Linked DNA regions of Homo sapiens: region 2 is linked to region 1. Evidence: chromatin loops called from intact Hi-C (ENCODE). Cell type or tissue: HepG2. All regions are shown on one strand. Each heading gives the region's core, and the rest is flanking DNA. Links, peaks and the distances in the headings are about the cores only.

Region 1 (12,487 bases), core at 2,994-10,993:
CTCAGGCATTTTTGACCTGTTATTTTATTTATACTCTAAGAGATTTTTTTTAAAAGCCTCTTTCTCAGCAACCAGTAGCACATCAGGGTGTATAACTGCAGGTGGCAGCTGGTCTGGAGCAGCCAGACACAGAAGAAGATATGAGGGCAGAGAAAAGATAGTCATTTACTTCCATCACCTGCCCCTTTTCTGAAAAGAAAAGGGAAATCTAGCCGATTTAATATATAGGGTACATGGTATGATCAATACCTTACTTATTTTTAGGTCTCAATCTTCCCACTTTCAAAGGGCATTTAAATTCAGTTTGTTGGAATGATGTAGGCAAAGCTATGCATAATGATGACTTGGTTTCTCATCCATTTGCCTCATGCAATACCCTAGAACTACCCTTACACCAAAGCTAGAAGTAAAGAATGAAAGAATCAACAGCCACTGTCCCGCTCTCCAAAATCATAAGATCCCATGTGCACCATAACAACATATGAAATAATGGCTCTGAGCACCAAATGAATGAATATTTAGTAAATTTTAAAATATTTAATAAAATATTCATATTATTTACCAAAAGATCCTCTAGACTACTTTAGATGGGGGGAAAAAGCAATATGTCTTACTTTTAAGCCTTAGTCTAAAGCTTAAATCCTAAATAGGATTTTGAATCTCATTTTGAATAATTCAAAGTCTTTGGGAAAAATCAATAATGCCAATATACCAGTGTAATACTTAAAGAAACTTTCTCCCAAAGTAGTATATATTTCTTTCTTTCTTTCTTTCTTTCTTTCTTTCTTTCTTTCTTTCTTTCTTTTTTTTTTTTTTTTTTGATACAGAGTCTCGTTGTGTCGCCCAGGCTGGAGTGCAATGACACGATCTCAACTCACTGCAACTTCCACCTTCCCAGTTCAAGTAATTCTCCTGCCTCAGCTTCCTGAGCAGCTGGGATTACAGGCGCCCGCCACCACACCTGGCTAATTTTTGTATTTTTAGTAGAAACAGGGTTTTGCTGTGTTGGCCAGGCTGGTCTCGAACTCCTGACCTCAGGTGATCTGCCCGCTTTTGGCCTCCCAAAGTGCTTGGGATTACAGGCATGAGCCACTGCCCCCAGCCCTCACAAAGTAATATATTAAAATCAATTTAGTTAACTTCTAGAAAGGGAATCTACTATATTTTTAATCTCTCTATACTAAATATATTACATGACTCAAATACAACTACAGATTAAATTTATGTCTTACACCATTGCCACTGTTCGCACTAAATTTAGGACCTTTAGAACATTATACATACACAGACATCATAAAGAACATATATTTTCTCTCCCTTGTGCATGGCATTTCCAGTTACAGAATATTAGATTACAAGCCCAAAATTGGGATCATGTTCAAAATAAAGAGACTATTCAACTACCCAATTTGTCAGGTATAAGCATATTCTGGTTGTCAATGTTAGGAGAGGGAATTTTCAAATTTTTTAAATTAAATTAAATTAACAAACAAAAAAGTCTTCAACTTAAAATAAAGGTAAATTAAAATAACAATAAGAAACATTTTATTAGTAAAAAATGGTTATTGATGATGGGTTGTTTTAGCCTTTCAGCAGCTATGTTATGGTGTCAACACCTCACTTTCTCTTTGAGGACTTGCCTCTTCTGTATTTGAGTGATCCTGGTGGGGATGATAATCACAGTTGTTCTATTCCCCGTCCCTTCTTGGATGAACACATCCAAGAATGGGTGAAACAGGCCTGGTCAATCAGAGTCCTTCCCAAGGACTGATATGATCAAAACTGTAAAGTTCTTTCTTTCTCCTGACATTCAACCAACATGGTCAATTTCTCCAGTTGCGTGGAAGAAGTCCATTTTTTTGTAGGAGAGAAGAGATCAACACACAGAGGAAAGCAAAGGAGATATGTGAAAGGGAGAGAGAGGAAAAAGGGAAAGGGAGAAAGAGGTCAGACCTAAAAGTGTTACTGATGCTACTTCGTGAAGCCTGAATTCAACCCCTCTACCTCCCCCAGTACATGGACCAGTGAATTCCCTTTTTTCTTTAAACCAGCTTAGGTTTTTTGTTATTTGCAATCAAGAGTACCAACTCAGTGCCCCATCCCCACTAATTGTAGTGACAATATTCATTATTGTGGAGAATAACTATGCATATATGTTACTATTAGGTTTTCCTTTGATTTCATGCAGCAGAAATATGACTACAGTTGCTTAACCAAACACATATTAATTTATTCATGTAACAAGAATTCCAGAGAAAGGAGACCAGAGCTGGTGCAGATGTTCAAGAAAGTCACAAGCTCCTTCTGGCTTCCTTTTCCACCACTTTAACTTGTAGCTTTCATCCTCAAAGTTGCAAGAAGGCTGCTCTACCTGCAGTCAGAAAGAAGAGCGGAAAAGAGGAAAAAGTGTGTGCCAGCAGAGCATGTTCCTTTTATGTAATAAAACAAAAGTGTGTCTCATAGCGGAACCCTGTAACCATCATAGACCACATCTCGGTCATATGGACGTACCTAGATGCAAGGGAGTCTGAGGAAATGAGGCTTTTATAACAAGTCACATTCCCACTTAAAAAAAAAAAAGTCTTTGATTAATGAAGGTGAGAATGAATACTAGGTAGGCAAATGTATGGTCAAAGTCAATGGCCTTACAAATTGGTATAATATTTGTGAAAAACAATTTAGACTTACTATATAGACTTCATACCTGGTGATTTAATAATACCAGTTCTAGGAATTTGTTCTTAAATAATTCAAACTGTGAGAAGACTGTAATAAAGATATTTATATTGATGATCTTAAAAACAGAAAAAATCGGCTGGGCGTGGTGGCTCATGCCTGTAATCCCAGCACTTTGGGAGGCAGAGGTGGGTGTATCACCTGAGATACGGAGTTCGAGACCAGCCTGGCCAATATGGTGGAACCCCATCTCTACTGAAAATACGAAAATTAGCTGGGCGTGGTGGTGGGCGCCTGTAATCCCAGCTACTTGGGAATTGAGGCAGAAGAATCACTTGAACGTGGGAGGCAGAGGTTGCAGTGAGCCGAGTTCGCACCATTGCATTCCAGCCTGGGTGAAAAGGGTGAAACTCTGTCTCAAAAAAAAAAAAGAAAAAAAGAAAAAGAAAAAATCTGCATAATCTAAATATCCAAAAATAAGGAAATGATTATAAAAATTATATGTTTGCAGACTATGTATTGTACAGCCATTAAAAATTATAATTCTTAAGATTATGAAACAAATGGGGAAATGTTTATGATATAATGTTTGGGTTGGTTGGTTGGTTGGTTGTTGTTGTTGTTGTTTTTTGGAACAGAGTCTCGCTCTGTCACCCAGGCTGGACAGGCTGGAGTGCAGTGGCATGATCTTGGCTCACTGTGAACTCCATCTCCTGGGCTCAAGCTATCCCTTCCACCTCAGCCTCCCAAAGTGTTATGATTACAGGCATGAGCCACTGTATCTGACCTGTGATATCATGTTAAAGAAAAGAATTGACAGCATGATTTTTCATAAACTAATATTTTATATACATCAAATACCACAAAGGGAAAAGTTACTGAAAGAAAATACACTAGATGCTAACAGTGGTTGTATTAGGCTGTTGGGGTTATAATTTATTTTTCCACTTTCCTCCAAGTTACAGTTTTAATTGTTTTCTTTAATAATAAATTAATAAAGTAAACATTGATTTTAAATAAATTAGTTTTATCAGTATATATTCATTGAAGTAGTTCTGGGATTTATTCACTATAGATTTATGCTACTCTAGTATTTTTTCCATTGTTTAGCAGAGCACTGGGATTAAAATGACACCTAATAAATATTTGTTGGTAGATTATTAGATGCTTTCTTTTAAACAGTATTAAGAAACAGCAGCAATAGGATGCATGAATGGATAGATAAATGGATCGATTGGTAGATCAATAGATAGATTTATTACAGGGAATTCACCCAAGTGATTATGGAGGCTGGCAAATTTAAAATCTGCAAAGCTGATGTCTCAGTTTAAGTCCAAACAGGAGCACGTTGCTGGAGAACCAGGAAAAGCCCATGTCCTAGTTCAAAGGTCTCAAGCAGGAGAATTCTCTTTTACTTGGAGGAGGGTCCGTTTTTTTTGGTCTATTCAGGCTTTCAACTGAATAGGCCCACCCACATTATGGAAGGCAATCTGCTTTACTTAGTCTATAGATTTAAATGTCAATCTTGGGTCGGGCACCATGGCTCATGCCTGTAATCCCAGCATTTTGGGAGGCCCAGGTGGGTGGATCACTTCAGGCCAGGAATTCAAGACCAGCCTGGCCAACATGGTGAAACCTCCTCTCGACTAAAAACACAAAAATTAGCCAGGCATGGTGGTACACGCCTGTAATCCCAGCTACTTGGGAGCCTGAGGCAGGAGAATCGCTTGAACCCAGGAGGCAGAGGTTGCAGTGAGCTGAGATCACGCCGCTGCACTCCAGCCTCAGCAAAAGAGCGAGACTCTGTCTCAAAAAAAATAAAATAAATAAATAAATAAATGTTGATCTTGGGCCAGGTTCAGTGGCTCATACCTGTAATCCCAGCACTTTGGGAGGCTAAGGCGGGTGGATCACTTGAGCTCAGGAGTTTGAGACCAGCCTCGGCAACATGGCAAAAACCCGTCTCTACAAAAAATACCAAAATTAGCCAGTTGTGGTGGTGCAAGCCTGTAGTCCCAGCTACTCTGGGGGCTACGCAGAAGGATGGCTTGAACCCGGGATGTAGAGGCTGGAGTGAGCCGTGATGGCGCCTCTGCACTCCAACCTGGGCGACAGAATGGGACTCTGTCTCTAAATAAATGTGTGTGTGTATGTTAATCTTATCCAAAAACTTTCCATAGAAATAGCCCAAAAAAAATTTGACCAAATATCTGGGTACCCTGTGGCCCAGACACATAAAATTAACCATCACAAACAGTCACAGGTGAAACTAAATTTATGTCACATGTTGGATTAGATTTAAATCTTTTTAAATCACCAGGTCTTTCCTCTGTTTAATGCCGGTGTGAAGTTTATACATCTTTGCATTTTACCTCCATGCCTTTGCTCACTGTGCTCCCTGAACTTGAAATGTTTTTCCTGTAATTGCCACATTTCTATATCCTTAATATCTTTAAACCCTGCTCAAATGCAACATTCTTCACAAAACCTTCTCTGATTCCTACAGTCTTCATACCTCCTACCCCGACCTCCTATAGACACATCAAAATAGAAGTAGGCCGGGCATGGTGGCTCATGCCTGTAATCCCAGCCCCGTGTGAAGCTGAGGCAGGACGATTGCTTGAGCGCAGGAGATCAAGACTAGCCCGAGCAACACAGCAAGACCTCATCTCTACAAAAAAAAATTTTTTTAATTAGCCAAGCATTGTGGCACACACCTGTAGTCCTAGCTACTTTGAAGGCTGAGGTAAGAGGATTGCTTGAGACCAGGAGTTCCAGGTTGCAGTGCACTGTGATCACACCACTGCACTCCAGCCTGGGCGACAGAGCAAAGCCCTGTTTCTGAAAGAGAAGAGAAGAGAAGAGAAGAGAAGAGAAGAGAAGAGAAGAGAAGAGAAGAGAAGAGAAGAGAAATAATTTTTTCCTTCTTAATACATAAAGTGCCTCTTCTCTAATGGTATGTCTCACATCTACCTTGTTTTATAGGTTTTTATGAATAGATTTTTTAGTCTACAAACTTCTTCAGGAAAATATATATGTCTAATCCAGTTTTGGGTCTCCTGAGTACCTAGCATTGAGTAGACTTTAAACATTTATTTGTGGAATTAACATATTTTATACATTTTTCTCATAACTAACAGAGTCAGCAATTTCTTGAATAAAAAATAGTTCAAAAACATTTTCTAACTAAGCAACAGAGTTCAAAGTACTCACATATTGAGTAGTTTAAGATAAATACACCTTTAGCTGGTTAGAATTTTCAGTCACTTTTTAACAAATATGTTCTATATGTTTAACCGTAATTTTGTTTTTTAAGATGGTGTCTCACTATGTGCCCAGGCTGGGCTTGAACTCCCAGCCTCAAGTGATCATCCCACCTAGGCCTCCCAAAGTACTGGGATTACAGGCATGAACCACTGTACCTGGCCCATAATTTTAAGTATTAATTGTCAAGTGCACTTAAGGCAAAGCATAGGGAAATTGTTTTGATTATGTTAATATTTTTCCTTTACTGCCACTTTTCCCATCTTTGAAGTCCAAGGCATTTAATCCTTTCATCATTCATTCTAATTAGACAGGTTTATTTTTCACACTTACTCTTTGGGCAAAGGCACAAGTTGAACAAAACTAATTTAGCTGGTCAACCATAGAACACCTTGTTCCTCACCCTTTGGAGAAGTTACATCACCTTTCTGTTACATTATTTCTGAAGGACCCCATAGAATCAACAGATCTCCAACAACCAAGAATATATGCTAGCACCTTCTGTGAATCCATATTTCACTACAATTAGTACATGTCACAGCTGGCATTTAAATAATCTTTCAAATGTATCAAAAATTTCAAAGCTTTTGTTGTTTCTCCCCCTAGTGGTCAATAATAATCATTAAAATGGAAAAACTATGTAAAGGTGATATTCAATGTGGGTGAAAGGTGGGGATGAACATTCAATTAGATTGTAAATAAATATGAATGTATTCAAACCTATGTCTCATAATCTGAGAAGTGATTTATTTGGGATAGAATTTCTTTAGACACCACACACAAATACTCTCTATACTTATTCTCTGAATAATACTTATATTTTATCCTAATAATTGTTTAAATACATGCTGCATAGTTAATTTCCTGTTTAGAAAAATGTGGTTTTCATTAGTCTTATGGGATCTGGAAAAAAAGAAAAATAAATAAAATATGATTTTCATACCAAATTACCTGAGACATTTTAGTAACGTGTATCACTAAATATTTTTAATTTTTAAAAAATGTTCACCTGAGGCCAGGCACAGCGGCTCACACCTGTAATCCCAGAACTTTGAAAGGCTGAGGCGGGTGGATCACTTGAGGTCAGGAGTTCAAGACCAGCCTGGCCAACATGGTGAAAACCCATCTCTACTAAAAATGCAAAAATTAGCCGGGTGTGGTGGCGGGTACCTGTAATCCCAGCTACTTGGGAAGCTGAGGCAGGAGAATTCCTTAACCCGGGAGGTGAGGGTTGCAGTGAGCTGAGATTGTGCCACTGCACTCCAGCCTAAGCAACATAGCGAAAGTCCGTTTCAAAAAAAACTAAAACAACAACAAAAAACATTTAAGTGTGTGTTGGGCATTTTCACATATCAGAACAATCAATCTGCTACCTTTTAAAAAAGGATTGCATATTATTCCAATGTGTGCATTACTTTTTTTTTTTGAGACAGTCTTGCTTTGTCACCCACGCTAGGTTGCAGTAGCGTGGTCTGGGCTCACTGCAACCTCCACCTCTGGGGCTCAAGTGATCCCCCCACCTCAGTCTCCCAAGTAGTTTGAACCACAGATGCACGCCACCACGGCGGCTAATTTTTGCATTTTTTGTAGAGATAAGGTCTCACCATGTTGCTGAGGCATGAGAATCACTTAAATCCAGGAGTTAGAGGTTACAATGAGCCAAGATCGAGCCACTGCACTGCAGCCTAGGTGACAGAGTGAGACCCTGTCTCAAAAAAAAAAAGGAAAAAAAATATGTTTCCTTCATAGGTGTGTGTCTTTATTTTTAAAATAAAGAAAAAAAAAAGTTTCCCTAATTGGACAATGCTTCCCCCCTCCACCCTCCATTTAATTTTCATTGGCTGTTTGCTCTTATGTAATGTTCCACTTTCAATTTTTATTTTCTTGCTCATAAAATATTATGGAAAACTTGTTTAATTAGAAATAAATTTCAGGCCGGGCACAGTGGCTCACGCCTGTAATCCCAGCACTTTAGGACGCCGAAGTGGGTGGATCACCTGAGGTCAGGAGTTCGAGCCAGCCTGGCCAACATGGCGAAACCCAGTTTTAAAACCAAAAGCCCCATATTCCAGGAACCCCTCAGCCCCAGATCCAGACAAACCAGGACAGCTAGTCATTCTAACTCCTCTCCTTATGGCTACTTTTTTTTTTTTTTTTTTTTTTTTTGAGACAGAGTCTCACTCTGTTGCCCAGGCTGCAGTGCAGTAGTGTAATCTCGGCTCACTGCAGCCTCAACCTCCCACCTCAGCCTCTCAAGTATCTGGGTCTAGAGGTGTGCACCACCAAGCCCAGGTAATTTTTTTTATCTTTTGTAGAGACAGGATTTTGCCTTGTCACCCAGGCTGCCTTACAGCTACTTCTTAGCAAGGTAGCATCACCTCCTTGACCTTTGAGGCAACGTGGGGCAGGGGACTCAAGGAAAACTTCGGTCTTTTCCAGAAATAACTCAGCTCTTTCCTGACCCACCTCTGACCTAGCTGCAGCCTGCCTCCAAGTATCCCAGGGCACACAAGAACACCACTGACCATGACCCAGCACTTGGGCTACAGCACATTCTGCTTCCTGACCCTGCTTTTCTGCTCCCCATCTATCATTGACAGTCTCACTCTCACTGAGAGGGCCACCAACTCCCACACAACTCTACTCCCTGGGACTCTGCTGCTATAGAAAGACTCCTTTTTTACCACATACGTCAGAGTTTTACAGACTTCGTTTTTAGAGCAAGATCGCATTCTTTACTAAGACTTAGCATGCAGAAAAGGAAATAAAAGAGTGGTTTTATCCTCACAAACAGGGTAAGGATAACAGGCAATTTCTTTTTCTTTTTCTTTTTTTTTTTTGAACTCTTATTTTGGTGTTGAGCAAGTAGGTAGATGTATTTAAAAATCAAACTAGTTAGGAGTAATATCGATTTAAGAATATCAAGAGTAAGAACAATGAAAACATATTCTTATATGATTTGTTACCTGTTGCCATTTTATCAGTGGCTAATGTTTGACCACAGGCTCTGAAAATTTAAATTTTAAAATCATGAGAATAAAATAAATATTATAAAATTTTTTTTAATTGTAGTATTTATTTTTTAAATCAGGTTATACTTACACCTGATAAAACATTCAAGCCGGGCGAGGTGGCTCATGCCTGTAACCCAAGCAATTTGGGAGGCCAGGGTGGGCAGATCACCTTAAGTCAGGAGTTCGAGACCAGCCTGACCAACGTGGTAAAACCCCATTTCTACTAAAAATACAAAAATTAGCCGGGCGTGGTGGCAGGCGCCTGTAATCCCAGCTACTCAGGAGGCTGAGGCAGGGGAATTGCTTGAACCCAGGAGGTGGAGGTTGCAGTGAGCCAAGATCACGCCATTGTACTCCAGCCTGGGCAACAAGAGCAAAACTCTGTCTCAAAAGAAAAAAAAGAAAAAAGAAAAAAATTCAAAACGGGTAGTCTGTCTTTCCAACCTTGTACCTCAGTCATCTTGTTCCCTACCCAGTAACAGGCAATTTCTTTAGGCACATTATAATAGTCACAAGTCAAGCTGACTATGAAAAAATGTTAAATCTTCCACAACGTTAACTATAAAAGTGTTAACTTGGAACCCTAGTTTAACAAATTTTGAATTTCTAAGGATATCAAGAGCATGTTTTTGAAAAGGGCTACACGTTTTTTTTCCATGAAAAGTAAAACGTAAGGGCTAGGCGACAAGCAACTTTGTCTGTTATAGAGGCTGAGCCGTATGATCCCAGCTCTGTGTGTTGCAGAGGCTGATTTCTCCTCCAGTAAACAACCTACTCATCAACCACTCAACATCAGCAGAAATAAAACCATCATCTTCCCCCCAAAACCATTGTTTCTCTTTCTCCATTGTTCTTTAAACAAACCACACCACTAACCAGATGCAAAAACCAAAAATTTAGGAGGCATCTTTGGCTCCTCCCTCTACGTCACTGCCATATGCCATCAGTCCTCCATGGAAATGTTTCTCAAACTCTGCCTTTGCTCTTTCCTCATGGCACACACCCTGATGGGGTAGCTATCATCTCTCACAAGACTCCTATGGGTCTGCATAATTGCCCCTCTCCAATTAATTCTCTATACTACTGCCACATGTATGGTGTTATGGCTGAATTATGTTTCCATAAAATTTGTATGTTAAAGCCCAGTATCTCAGAATATGACTGTATTTAGAGACAAGGCCTTTAAAGAGGTGACTAAGTTAAAATGAGATCATGGAGGGATCTCAATCCAATCTGAGCGGTGTCCTTCTAAGAAGAAATCCTTATAAGAAGAAGAAAGAGACGTGAGGGGCTCACACACACAGAGAAAAGACCATATAAAGAGGCAGTAAGAGGGAGGCCATCTGCAAGCTAAGGAGAGAGACCTCCAAAGAAACCAAGCCTGCAACATCTTGATATTGGACTTCCAGCCTCCAGAACTGTGGGAAAATAAATTTCTGTTGTTTAAGCCAACCAGTCCATGGCATTTTGGCAGCCCTAAAAAATTAATACATATGTTGTCTTCCCCCTTCCCATCACCCTTAAAATAAAATGCAAAGGAATTAATATGACTATAAAGCTCTAGATGATTTGGTCCTATGCACATCTCTTGCCTCATTCCTTTCCCTAGCTCTCTGCCCCTAGCTGTGCTGAACTTCTCCCAGTTCTCAAACATACCTGGGGCCTTCTCACAAGGTGCTTCCTTTGCTGGAAGTACCAGTCCCCCATCTTTGTTACCCACCTAAATTCAAGTCTCAGCTCAGAGTCACTTCCTTAAGAAAATCTCCCTGACTCCCTAGTCTAGGTCAATCTCCTCTTTGTTTCTATCACTAAACACAGTTGTCATTATTTGCCTCATACCTACTGGTTTTTCTATTAATTAAGAAGCTCCACAATAGCTGAATCACTACTGCCTGGTTTATTTTTCTATTTACAATGGCAGCACAGTATTTGGCACATAGCAGGACTTCAACAGCATTCATTGGCCATAAGACTGATGCTCTCTTTCTTTCACTATCTACAGCTACTTCTGTTGAGAAATTGAGACATCAATTGGCTTAGTTGGAGAAGCTCCTGGGACAGCATCATAAGATGCCTAATATGCAGCTATCCTTCCCCGCAGACTCTATTTTCACTGGCACCTATAGCTTCCCAGGAGATGTAGTAAAAAGGAAGAATGGCTAATAGACCTCAACATTCCTCTCTTACACCCTGTCCCATATGACCAGAGGGATCATGCAAGCTGAGCTCCGGAGATAGCCTGTATCACAGACTAGCTGAGAACACTTCTGTAAAATGGTATTCAGAGAGGGACTATGAACTAGCCTAGCAAACACTACAGTATTTTGAACTGCAGCCAAGATCATCTACAAAAATAATTCTTGGAATGTTAAAGAGGATATTTTAAGGCTAGGAATGTAGTAAGAGGAACACATATTTTCAAATAGGAATCTGGAATGTTCTGCAAGTTCTGATAATCTCACTAAAGTGAGAGGTCATTAGCTGAGTTTTATTCCAAAAGGAAGGGAACAAACACCTCCAGGGTGCTAGAAATGAAAGACTTCACAGAGACAGAAGTTAACTCTCTGTTCTGAAAAACCATCTCTCAAAAGTTTTTCTTTCCTTTGGTATGGCCTAGATCTTGAAACAGGGCAGTATATCTTTTATTTCTCTAAGGAGCTGCAATATTCTATTATTTGCCATGAGAGAAAATCTTTGTGACCTACATCTTCTATCCAGGTCCCTGAGCCATCTTCTTTCTGGTGCCTACAGTGACTGAGACACAGGATTCCTGGTCCTGATGTATGAAGCAATTCCTGCAGAGGTCTTGGAGGTCTTGCTTTAAGGCAGGAGGAGACTGCCTGCATGCAAGATAATGGCTGGCTAGCAAAGATAGGTGTGAAAAGGTCAACCAGCAGGTTGACTCTATGAAATATGAATTTCAGCACCATTTCTCTTTATAGTTTTAACAATTACTAGATGCCAGTTATATTCATATGTTTTGTCTCTTTAATCCCCAGAATAACTTGCAATGGAATATTAGGCAACCATTAAAATGACAATACAGGCTGGGTGTGGTGGCTCATGCTTTTAATCCCAGCATTTCAGGAAGCTGAGGTAGGCAGATTGTTTAAGCTCAGGAGTTTGAGGCCAGACTGGGCAACATGGCGAAACCCCATCTCTATGAAAAAAATACCAAAGAATTAGCCAGGCATGGTGGCACATGCCTATGGTCCCAGCTACTCGGGAGGCTGAGGTGGGAAGTTCACTTGAGCCAGGAGGTTGAGGCTGCAGTGAACCATGATCATGCCACTGCACTACAGCCTGAGCCACAGAACAAAACCCTGTCTCAAAAAAAAAAAAAAAAAAAAGATAATACAGATGTGTGTTTGTTAACATATTAGTTTACTGATATGGAGAACATTTAAAACAATTTTTTTTTTGAGACAGGGTCTTGCCCAGGCTGGAGTGCAGTGATGCAATCATAGCGCACTGCAGCCTTGACCTACTGGGTTCAAGCAATCATCCCACTTTAGCCTCCCAAGTAGCTGGGA
Region 2 (12,487 bases), core at 2,997-10,996, 280 kb before region 1:
GAAGGACCTCTTCAAGGAGAACTACAAACCACTGCTCAAGGAAATAAAAGAGGACACAAACAAATGGAAGAACATTCCATGCTCATGGGTAGGAAGAATCAATATCGTGAAAATGGCCATACTGCCCAAGGTAATTTACAGATTCAATGCCATCCCCATCAAGCTACCAATGACTTTCTTCACAGAATTGGAAAAAACTACTTTAAAGTTCATATGGAATCAAAAAAGAGCCTGCATTGCCAAGTCAATCCTAAGCCAAAAGAACAAAGCTGGAGGCATCACACTACCTGACTTCAAACTATACTACAAGGCTACAGTAACCAAAACAGCATGGTACTGGTACCAAAACAGAGATATAGATCAATGGAACAGAACAGAGGCCTCAAAAATAATGCCGCATATCTACAACTATCTGATCTTTGACAAACCTGAGAAAAACAAGCAATGGGGAAAGGATTCCCTATTTAATAAATGGTGCTGGGAAAACTGGCTAGCCATATGTAGAAAGCTGAAACTGGATCCCTTCCTTACACCTTATACAAAAATCAATTCAAGATGGATTAAAGATTTAAACGTTAGACCTAAAACCATAAAAACCCTAGAAGAAAACCTAGGCATTACCATTCAGGACATAGGCGTGGGCAAGGACTTCATGTCCAAAACACCAAAAGCAATGGCAACAAAAGACAAAATTGACAAATGGGATCTAATTAAACTAAAGAGCTTCTGCACAGCAAAAGAAACTACCATCAGAGTGAACAGGCAACCTACAACATGGGAGAAAATTTTCGCAACCTACTCATCTGACAAAGGGCTAATATCCAGAATCTACAATGAACTCAAACAAATTTACAAGAAAAAAACAAACAACCCCATCAAAAAGTGGGCGAAGGACATGAACAGACACTTCTCAAAAGAAGACATTTATGCAGCCAAAAAACACATGAAGAAATGCTCATCATCACTGGCCATCAGAGAAATGCAAATCAAAACCGCTATGAGATACCATCTCACACCAGTTAGAATGGCAATCATTAAAAAGTCAGGAAACAACAGGTGCTGGAGAGGATGCGGAGAAATAGGAACACTTTTACACTGTTGGTGGGACTGTAAACTAGTTCCACCATTGTGGAAGTCAGTGTGGCGATTCCTCAGGGATCTAGAACTAGAAATACCATTTGACCCAGCCATCCCATTACTGGGTATATACCCAAATGAGTATAAATCATGCTGCTATAAAGACACATGCACACGTATGTTTATTGCGGCACTATTCACAATAGCAAAGACTTGGAACCAACCCAAATGTCCAACAATGATAGACTGGATTAAGAAAATGTGGCACATATACACCATGGAATACTATGCAGCCATAAAAAATGATGAGTTCATATCCTTTGTAGGGACATGGATGAAATTGGAAACCATCATTCTCAGTAAACTATCGCAAGAACAAAAAACCAAACACCGCATATTCTCACTCATAGGTGGGAATTGAACAATGAGATCACATGGACACAGGAAGGGGAATATCACACTCTGGGGACTGTGGTGGGGTCGGGGGAGGGGGGAGGGATAGCATTGGGAAAAAATAAAAAAAAAAATAAAAAAAAAAAAGAAAGATAAGGGGGCACAAATCCTTCTACATAAACAGTAATAGCTAGTCAGACTAGCTTTGTCATTGACTCAGTTAATATTAATTGCATAAGCTATAGGCCAAGGTACTTTAAAAGATACTATGATAAATAGGAAAAAATTTTTGCATTCAAGCAGCTTCCAGCCTAGTTGGAAAGATAATACAGTCACAGATAAAACACTCATTCATTGATTCAACATTTCCTGAGTAGCTGCAGAAAGGCACTGAGTTTGGCACCCTGAGAAATGCAAAGATGAAAGAAAAACAGCCTAGCCCTCCAGGAAGTTAACAGTCTGCTGGAGAAGATAACATAGGTATGCAGGTTTTGAATGAAGAACATCAGAAGTGCTATAGGAATAATCCAAATATTATGCTATGTGATTTCCAAAGAGGGGGAAGTGATTCCTAAATGCGGGTTTGGGGAAGATGGCGGGGAGTAGACATTTGAGCTAAATAGCTTTTAAAGATTACACAGGATTTGAGTACTCACTGACTGGGGAGGAAAGGCATTCTAAGTGAGGATCAACTGTGCTGTAAAGACATATTCTGGAAAGTAAAAGGAAGGTGGGAGTAGTGAGTACAAAGGGTTTTTTTCTAGAGGGATCCCAAATTATATGAAGGTGTTTACTGGGAAGGAGAGAGAGATCAAATTACAAGGATATTCAAATGAGAATCTAAAGAGCTTATGTTGTTTATGGGATATGGGACATAAGAAAAGGGAGAAGAACACAGAGTATCTTAAAAGAGTTCTAAAGTCAATGATAAGGAAAGAAAAACTGGGTTTATAATTAGAGAACATACAATTTAGCTAAGTCTGAAAGAGCAGACATGATTTTGACAGGCTGTTACAGGTTCTGTAAATTTATGAAAGTCATGATTCAGCCAGGCCAGCAATTCTTTGGTTGGTGCCATTCCCTCTAAATCTTGGGAGCTGAATCATTTTTGGTACCTTTTTAGATATGCTATCTGTGAAATGACACTGGCCTGAATAAACCCAAACCTCAGGAACTAAGGCTTTAACACACACATAGACACAATCACATGCTCCCCAAATTCCCTTCAACATCCTTTTTGGTAGGACATTTTTATTGTTTGCTACTTTTTTTTTCTTTTTTTGTTTATCTGCATTTCCTTGCTGCTATTTTTTATAATTATAAAATTAATTCAAATTAATACAACTTCAGTGTAGGAAATCTAGTCTTTCATTGTTATCCATTTTAATACTGACTTAATAACCACAACATGAATGTACTAACACTGCCTGCTACAACTCTATACAGACAGCCAGGGTGTCTGAAAATGGGCCATATGTTCAAGGCATATGAATCAGCACAAAGATAATACTGGTCTCTTCAAGAATCACTTGGGGCTATACTCCTAAAAGATGAAGAAAACTGCTTCTAGACTACTTCCAGAATTCTCCTGGAATGTGTGAGTTAAAGAGGCCCAAAGTAGTCTTTCAGGACTCAAAAAAATTACTGAATGTAGTAAGCACCAATCCAGATAACGAGTTGGATATTCATCCCATCGGGGTGCACAAATTTAGGCATATTCACAGATAAATTTATTTTTTTATCAGGGATTACCTAGATTAGAATAATTTCAACCTAAGTGAATTTTAATGGATTAGGGCTAAACTCAGAAAAATTAATGAGTCAAATATTGTTGGGTTTTACATTAGGCCAGTTTGATATAGAGGTCAACAGCATAAGCTTTAAACTCTGTCAAAATGAATATGAAACTTAGCTATGATCTACTGTAATTGTGTTATCTTATGAAAGCCACTAAACCCTTCTGAGATTTAAGAAAATAGAAATCATATAACACCTGTAAGAATTAAATTTGAAAATTAATATATGGAAGACTGTCATCCAATGGCAGTTTATTATTAACAGGCAATCGCCGCGGTACCATTTCATACAGAAATCTACTGTCCATAAAGAATTAGTGCTTTTTATTGATTAAATTATTAAAGAACAAGCAAAGAAAGCAAGGTATGGAGCAATCCTGAATGTTCTACAATGTATCATATTTATTCTTCAAGGTCCACTTCCATGAAGTGTTTCGTATTCCCCTTAATCTCACATTCTCTTCCTTTGAAACCCCATAGCCTGGGTTTAGATGTCTCATAAGCACTTCTCATACTGTGGATTACAGTCATACATGTCCTTTTCTTACCAGCCACTCTCTCCTGCTCCTCACCATGCTCTATCTCTTAGAGCTGGGGCTTTTAACCTGAGGAGTGTAAACTTCCTAAATTTATATACAAAATTAGTGTTTCTGTATACCATATATAAATATATTTTCCTGGAGAAAATCCAGAGTTTTCATCAAATTCTCATAAAAACTTTGAAAGTCAAAAAAGGTAAGGAACTCTTGTCTAGGGAATAGACTTACTTATCCTTTTCTTCTCTATAGTGCTAGGCATTTACCTTGCATATGAATCAAAATTTATTGATATAATGGTTTATTAATAAATCATAAAATAAATTTTAGGTTTGTTTAAATCTTTTTTCATTTTTATTTATTTTTGAGACAGGGTCTTATTCTATCACCCAGTTTGGAGTGCAATAGCATGAACACAGCTCACTGCATCCTCGACCTCCAGGGCTCAAGTGATCTTCCTGCCTCGGCCTCCTAAGTAGCTGGGACCACAAGTGCACGTCACCACTCCCAGCTAACTTTTTTTGTTTAATATTCTTTTGTACAGATAGGGTCTCACTATATTGCCCAGGATGGTCTTGAACTCCTGGGCTCAAGTGATCCTCCTGCCTCGGCCTCCTAAAGTGCTGGGATTACAGGCATGAGCCACTACATCTGGCATTAATGCAATCTTTCAAAATATATTTTCTTGCTTGGTCTTCCTTTAATGTAAAAAATAAATTAAGAATAGTGGTTATCAGGGGCTGGGGAGAATGGAGGATCCATTGAGAGTTACTGTTTTTTGTTTTTTTGTTTTTTAAGACAGTCTCACTTTGTCGCCCAGGCTGGAGTGCAGTGGCGCGATCTCGGCTCACTGCAAGCTCCACCTCCCAGCTTCATGCCATTCTCCTGTCTCAGCCTCCCAAGTAGCTGGGACTACAGGTGCCTGCCACCACACCAGGCTAATTTTTTGCATTTTTAGTAGAGATGGGGTTTCACCATGTTAGCCAGGATGGTCTCGATCTCCTGACCTCGTGATCTGCCTGCCTCAGCCTCCCAAAGTGCTGGGATTACAGGCATGAGCCACCACATCCGGCCAGAGAGTTACTGTTTAATAGCTCCAGAGTTTCAGTTTGAGAAGATGAAGGCTCTGGTGATGGACAGTAGTGATGGCTGCACAACAATGCCAATATATTATTAGTACTACTTAACTGCTCTGCACATTTCACCACCACAACAAAAAAAAGACTATGTCTTACTCTCATGTAATATTAACTGCCTATTACATGGCAGACTCTTCATCAGAGGAAAGGAAAAAGGAAATATACTGGTTAAATGTTAGGATGTAAGAAAGAATGGGGAAGAAAATCTCAACCTCTATCTATATGCAATGCTGGTGTTAGAGTATAAATACAAACTAAAATAGGGTAATTTAATCATAAATCTTGTCCAAAGGGGCTTAAAGAAAAGTAAGTGGAGAAAAAAACTGCTTAGGCAACATCAGTTTATCTGTGTGAGGTAAATTAAACTTTTTCAAGGTGCCAAGTCACTACTCAAGACATAAATGAGAATTTAGCCCAATTTTACTAATGTATTATCTATATGAATAATGCAAGTATTTTGTATGCTTGCAAAAGGCATTCCAAGGTATCAGAAGCACATTTTTTTAAAATGAACATTTGGTAAATATTCTTAAAATTTGTAAATATAAAAGATCCTAAAACTATAAATACCTTAAAAAGGAAAAAGACAAAAAAAAAAAAGAAAAATCACAGTATGAAAAAATGAATTATTTTCATATATCATTTTACTCCCATCTCATATTTTACAGCCTGCCTTATCAAAGAAAAAGTCTCAGACTCAATTAAGATTACAAATATGTTAAAACAGCAAAAGTATCTCTATTAATGAGGCTATACTGATATTTCCAAACAACACGTATATTTTGTCAAAAACTTAGATTCTAAACTTTTGATCATTAAATATCAATGATATTGTTTGGTAATCAGTATATAACTAATTAGCAAAGATACTTTAAAATTCCATTATTTTCCCAGAAATCTTTTATTTATAGATTTGCAACTATTCTTTAGTGGAATCTAGGAAAATCTTCAGAAACAGATTCAAAATAAAGGGTAACTACTGTACTAATATTTAAATTTCGTATCATAAAACAGATATGCATTACCATATTGAAGTAGTATGTATTTGATATAAGCTATGTTTATTGCTTTCTTGACTTTAATATTAATTAGCAGACTATAAAATTCTCCCATAGTTGTATTTACCAAAAAGCCAATTTTCCTAATATTTATTTTTATTTATTTATTTTTTTTCTTTTGAGACAAGAGTCTCACTCTGTCGCCCAGGCTGGAGCGCAATGGCACTATCTCAGCTCACTACAAGCTCTGCCTCCTGGGTTCACGTCATTCTCCTGCCTCAGCCTCCCGAGTAGCTGGGACTACAGGTGCCCGCCACCACACCTGGCTAACTTTTTGTATTTTCAGTAGAGATGTGGTTTCACCATGTTAGCCAGGATGGTCTCGATCTCCTGACCTCATGATCCACCCACCTCGGCCTCCCAAGGTGCTGGGATTACAGGCGTGAGCCACTGCACTCAGCCCCTAATATTTATTCTTATCCAGTGTTCACTCAATAAATATTTACCGAGTGCCTGTCATGTACCAGTAGTATAAATGCTGCACAGCAGTGAACCAGTCATGTTCTGCCTAAAAAATACTTAAATGCTACTGCTTTTCTAGAACACAGATTTATACTACCACCTCTGTGAAGTGTTAGAGCAGACAGATAGCTAGACATGAGCAGGAGAGAGAGCCCCTGAGAAAAGGAGGACTAGAAAATCTCACATCCCAGAGACTACCCAAAACCTGCATGCTAGGTATGAACAGAGAGGAGGGGAAATACCTATGCAGAAAGGAACATCCTGAAATACCCCTTAAGATGCCCAGTAATTGCTCACTCTACAGTTAACCTGTCAGAATGTAGCTAGGTACATGCTGATATGAAGAGAAAGAGGGCAAAGGGGAAATTCCTAAGAGATACACAGGCACAGTAAGTACAGATTTAACCACTTTACCACCTTCCTGGGGTGGCGGTAAGGAGCAACAATGCCATTAAGTAGACTTCATATCCAACACTGGGCACACACATGTGCATCAACTCAGAGTAAGAGAATCCTACAAAACTGTGGCAAGAACTAGTCAGGGACAAGGTAGGGACTTAAAGCAGAAGTGGGAAACTAGCCAAAGACAATGGCAGAGACTTGAGACAGGCAGGAACTTAAAGAAAGAGTCCAACACAATGAAAACTGCAATGTTGAACTCTCAGGGCTGCTGGCTCATTTTCTTTCCAGCAGCCCATTCTGCCTCCTCTTTCAGAGCATACTGTCTCTGCTACTACTTAACCCTTGCTGCTACTACTGAACCCTTGCTGCTACTACTGCTGTTTTTCCAGCCTGCTCCTTTCTTGGCATGTACTTTCTTCAATAAATTCTCTGTTCTTTTTGCTAAAATTGTCTCTTGGACAAATTCTTTCTCCCAAGAACAAGAACCACAGACTTCACTCTTCCTAGTAACAAAAGTCTCATGGTTTTATAAATATACTTATTCTGGTAATATTTTGAATAATTTATGCTTCTGATCTCTAATGAAAAATTTATAAGTGAATGAATATTTTTAAGGCAAAATATTTGCCTAACATGGAGTTTGTTTTTTGGTATAGCAATAACAACACATCAAAAAAAGTACAAATTACTTTAAACTTTGAAGATTTACCTGTTATAGGAATATTCTGTGAGACTGATAACTGCACATCTCCAGTTCCTGGTGGCATGTCTACAACTAAGTAGTCCAGTTGACCCCAATCTACCTAAAAAGATGACATAGATTATATCATTGTATAAAAATTCAATGTTGAATAGTGATGTAAACAAAATTAATGTGTTAATAACAAATATAAAATCATAGCTATCGCTTGAGCCATTGCTAGGTACAAGGCACTGTGCTGAGTCCTAAGGATACATGGATGAATAAATGACAGGCCCTTCCACTAGGAGGCCTTCTTTGAATGGCAAGTTTAAATTTCCAGATGACTCATCCGCATACACACACGTTAATGTTGAACTCACTTCTCAGTAGGCTTCTATTCAGGACCATTCACTTATTTTTACTGGGTGTAGCCCACATTTTGCCTAAAGAAGATATTAGCTTTTTGTCACCTTTTTTTAAATTTTGCATTTCCCATGCTAATATAATTTTTTTAAGTTTATTATATTTCCTTCACAAAAATACACTAATAATGAAACCCAAAACTTAATAATAAAAAATTTAATATAACTTGAGTCCCAATATTATTAACATTTTGATTCTTTCTTTCAAGGCATTTATTTATACCCAGAATATTCACCTATATAACCAAGTCCTTACTGCTCAGCCTTCATTTAGATAGGTCTCAAGGGTACCTCAGGTTCTTTACTCCTCAGATACTTCTTCCTTCTGAGTCCCTAGTCTCTATTAATGGCCCAAGGATCTTCTCAATTGTAAAGCAGAAACGTGGAATGACAATAACTCTTCCTTTTCCTTCACTATCCCCAATCAGTTATTCTGCCTTCTAAAAATCTCTCAAACACACCCACTTCTCTCTTTCTCCACTGCCAAGAACCCAAGTGAGGCCACCACCATCTGTTATTATTAAAGCCTCCCAACCAGCCTCTCTGGCTCCAGCACTGCCTATCTAGTCTGTTCCTAACAACACTGAAAAATGGAAGTTTGATAGTGCTACATTTTGTTTAAAACTCTTCTCTTGCCTTTAGGATAATATCTAAGCTTAAGCTCCAGAACACTCTGCCTGTTCTTCTTCACTTCCTAATTTCTCCTCATTCTTCAGATCCCAGCTTAAAATTCATTTCTTTGGGGAAAGCTCCACTAACTCTCATTAAAGTGTTTCTACTACATACTTCCCCTAATCACCTGTTCATTCATTTGCCCAAGAAATGTTTACTGAATACCTACTATGTATTGGGCATTGAGCTAGGTATTGACGATTAAATGGTATCATGATTCCTGCCCTCACAGAAGTTACAATACAGAGACAGAGATATCAGGCAGATAACTATCCTCATAAATACATAATCACCAGCTTTATAATACAAGAAGCCCTGTGAAGACAGTAAAATGTGCACAGAAAAGAGCTTGCTAACTTTGAGAAATTGAAAGATCAATATGGCTAGAGAGCAGTGAGTGAAGAGAAGGTTATCATTCATTTACTGTTGTTTCATGATCTGTCTTCCTATAAAACGGTAACAGGAGACGCTCAAGACGTTTTCTTTCAAGGAATGAATGGCTAAATGAACACATGCAAAGACTTGATTTTTTTAAACCTAAGTGGAAACTGTATATAATTTCATATTGTGCTCCTTAAAACTTAATAACATGTAATATGTCCTTTCCATATAATCATGCTTTTACTTATTTATTTATTTATTCATTTTTGTGACAGGGTCTCGCTCTATCACCCAGGCTGGAATGCAGTGGCATGCTCACAGCTCACTACAACCTCAACCTCCTGGGCTGAAGTGATCCTCCCACCTCAGCCTCCCTAATAGCTGGGACTATAGACGTGTGCCACCATGCCTGGTCAATTTTTGTATTTTTTGTAGAGACAGGGTTTCGCCATGTTGCCAAGCTGGTCTTAAACTCCTAGGCTCAAGTGATCCTCCCACTTTGGTCTCCCAAAGTGCTGGGATTACAGGCATGAGTCACCGTGCCTGGCCTATAATCATACTTTTAAAATAAAAAGTGTAGATGATATTGGGTCAAACAGATTCATTCATATGTCAACACATCTATTCAACACACATGAATTGAGAATTGACTGGGTGCCAGCCATTGTTCCAGGTGATGGTAATAGAGCAATAAACATAATAAAATCACAACCATGATGGAACTGACAATTTAGTGAAGGAGACATGCAGAAAGATAGATAGACAGATAGACAGACAAACAAATCAGGAAGTAATAAGTGCTGTGAAGAAAACTACAGGTATCCCTTACTACAGCAGTCCACAACCTTTTTGGCACCAGGGACCATTTTGTGGAAGACAATTTTTCCATGGATGGGAGCAGGGGACAGTTTCAGGATGATTCAAGCGATTTACATTTATCATTAGATTTTCACAAGGAGTGTGCAACCTAGATCCCTCACAATAGGGTCCGTGCTCATATGAGAATCTAATGCCACTGCTGATCTGACAGGAGGCAGAGCTCAGCTTCATTCACTAACCCATTGTTCACCTCTTGCTGTGCAGTCAGTTCCTAACAGACCATGGTCTGGTACTGGTCTGTGGGCTAAGGGTTGGGAACCCCTGCCTTACTATACAAAATTATTTGGTCCCTGATTTAGATATCCAGATCAAATAAGAATAAATATTTTAGAAAATCTCTTCAATTACCAAATTTCAGATAGCAAGTATGAAGAGTTCAGACAGCAAAGGATTTATCAAAGAATTTATTTGAATCTCTTTGGTCCCCAAGGTCAGACGGTGTAGAGTAAGGAGAAAGAATTGAATGGTGGAAGGTGCTACTTTAGACAGGGTGGTCAGACTCCTGAATAAACTGAGAAAACAACTGATGCAAATATCTGAAGGAAAGAACTCCAGCCAGAAGCCATAATAAGTGCAAAGGCCCTAAAATAGGAATATATTTGCTACATTCAAGCAATAGCAAAAAAGCCAGTATAGCCTTTATAAAATAGCATTCCCATAACCATTAAACTCTCTCCTTCCCTGACATCGTGTTTTCTTCAAAACATTCCTCAGTATCTGACATTATATGTTGATTTGTTTTTTAGGAATCCTAATTTCCCAAACACATGTACTTGATATTGACATAATGACATACTTTAATAGACTGATGAAATGATGAACATAATGAATTCATTCTCAATACAGGGTTCTTTGGCTTGAAAAATAGTTACCCCGAGACTACCCATGACCTCCATCTATGAAACTGTGAAATAAAATAATTGAAAATCTAAGCTGCTGGAGCTTTACATTATTTTGAGCCCTTAAAGAAATGTGATCATGAGGCCTGAGTCACATGACAGGCAAATGTAACCTAGAAAGCTATAACTCTGTTTCTCTGATTACAGATTAGCCTTCTTCCTTACCTACAATGTTTCAATGTTTTGTAAAATGAATAAAGGGTGTCAGGGAAGGTTCCTTCCCTCTTCTCTGTTGATTTTCCTTATACATTAACTTCCCTCTTAACCTTTCTCATACAAAGACTTCATGACTTCATGACTATCACATTGTCTTAAGATAGAATATTAAATATATTCTTAAATTGGAAAGGAAATGAAAACCAGCTGTAAAGAAAACAAGCCATAGGGAAAAAGAAAACGAACTGTAACTAAATTGTTATAACTCATAAATCAGTCTTATATAGAAAATGTTGTGATCCTGTTAAATTTCTTTGTTTTCTTCCTATATGCAAGACCTTAACTTTTAACTTCAGAGTGCTGACTCCATTTCTCTGGAGTCTGTGTTTCCTGGATGGCCGTTCCTAGCCTTTCACGTTAATAAACTCTTTAAAACTGGATTCTGATCCTTTTGATTACTTCAGGTTGACAAAACTTACCCCAAAAGATGAAGGATCATTTTCCTTTTACATTCTTGGCACTAAAACTCCTAGCACCGGCAGACTGACACGTCTCTGGGTTTCAGAGAACATCAAATGACTGGTGCCAATAATTTATCATTGTTTTTCCCTGGCACTTACTCATATTTATCATGTTACTTTCAATTTCTTATTTCTTTAAAGAAAACTGCTATTGGCCAGGTGTGGTGGCTCATGCCTGTAATCCCAGCACTTTGGGAGGCCAAGGCACACGTATCACTTGAGGTCAGGAGTTTGAGACCAGCCTAGCCAACATGGTGAAACCCTGTCTCTGCTAAAAATACAACAATTAGCTGGGCCTGGTGGTGGGTGTCTGTAGTCCCAGCTACTTGGGAAGCTGAGGCATGAGAATCTCTTGAACCCAACAGGCAGAGGTTGCAGCAAACCAAGGCTGCGCCACTGCATTCCACCCTGGGTGACAGCAAGACTCTGTCTCAGAGAAAAAAAAAAAAAAAAAAGAACTGCTATTAAGGTTCCAAGGAACAAAAAATACTTCACAGTTAAGGCAATTCATTTCAAATGACTCTGAATTGAATTTAATGTACCTGAAAAACACCTGGGCCAGTACCTTCATCACACATAGTAGGCTTTCTATAAAGGCTTGCTGATAAACCAAGCAAATGACCACACAGAATCTAGTGCTCAGACTGAGAAGTAAGTACTGAATTAGGAGGTGGACACCACATGGCAGGATCCAGAATCCAATCAGATTGAGCCCTGGCATACCCCATGGCAGGATCCAATCAGATCATGCTTCCTGGCATCACCTCGTTGCAAGATATAATAAGATCACACCTCATTACCCTATGCTTATAAAAGCTGACCAGCCCCCAGTTCAGGGAGATGGATTTGAGCATTTCCTTCTGTCTCCTTGTTAGCTGACTCACAATAAACCTTTCTCAATGTAAAATCCTGGTGCTCTGGTGTTTGGATTTCCATTGTGCACAGGCAAACTGACCCAATTGGTTTGGTGACAAAATGGTGGCCATGAAAGGACCAAAATTAGGTCTCTCCT

What was found. Hi-C counts contacts between places; a loop is a spot of excess contacts. Peaks named below come from ENCODE experiments on the same cell type or tissue, not always from the same donor. Only the 100,000 strongest peaks of a DNase experiment are listed, where the experiment ranks them.
Region 2: a loop joins it to region 1, with 12 times the contacts of the local background. A loop is called at or near these places in 3 of 110 quality-filtered maps.

The regions. Positions count from the first base shown.
Region 1 is chr14:31,504,385-31,516,871 of GRCh38, reverse strand. All of the region lies in intron 1 of LOC105370438 (a long non-coding RNA gene), which reads right to left. Among named protein-coding and RNA genes, the nearest start is that of GPR33, 23 kb to the right of the region's middle. In HepG2, for the core only: a CTCF peak has its summit at 6,525 (motif pointing left); a DNase peak (open chromatin) is centred at 6,531; H3K27me3 peaks cover 1,014 bases.
Region 2 is chr14:31,782,959-31,795,445 of GRCh38, reverse strand. It overlaps NUBPL (NUBP iron-sulfur cluster assembly factor, mitochondrial), which reads right to left. Exons shown (of 11, transcript NM_025152.3): 7 at 7,573-7,666. Among named protein-coding and RNA genes, the nearest start is that of LINC02313, 160 kb to the left of the region's middle. RefSeq lists a silencer at 1,796-1,996. In HepG2, for the core only: a CTCF peak has its summit at 7,846; a DNase peak (open chromatin) is centred at 7,865.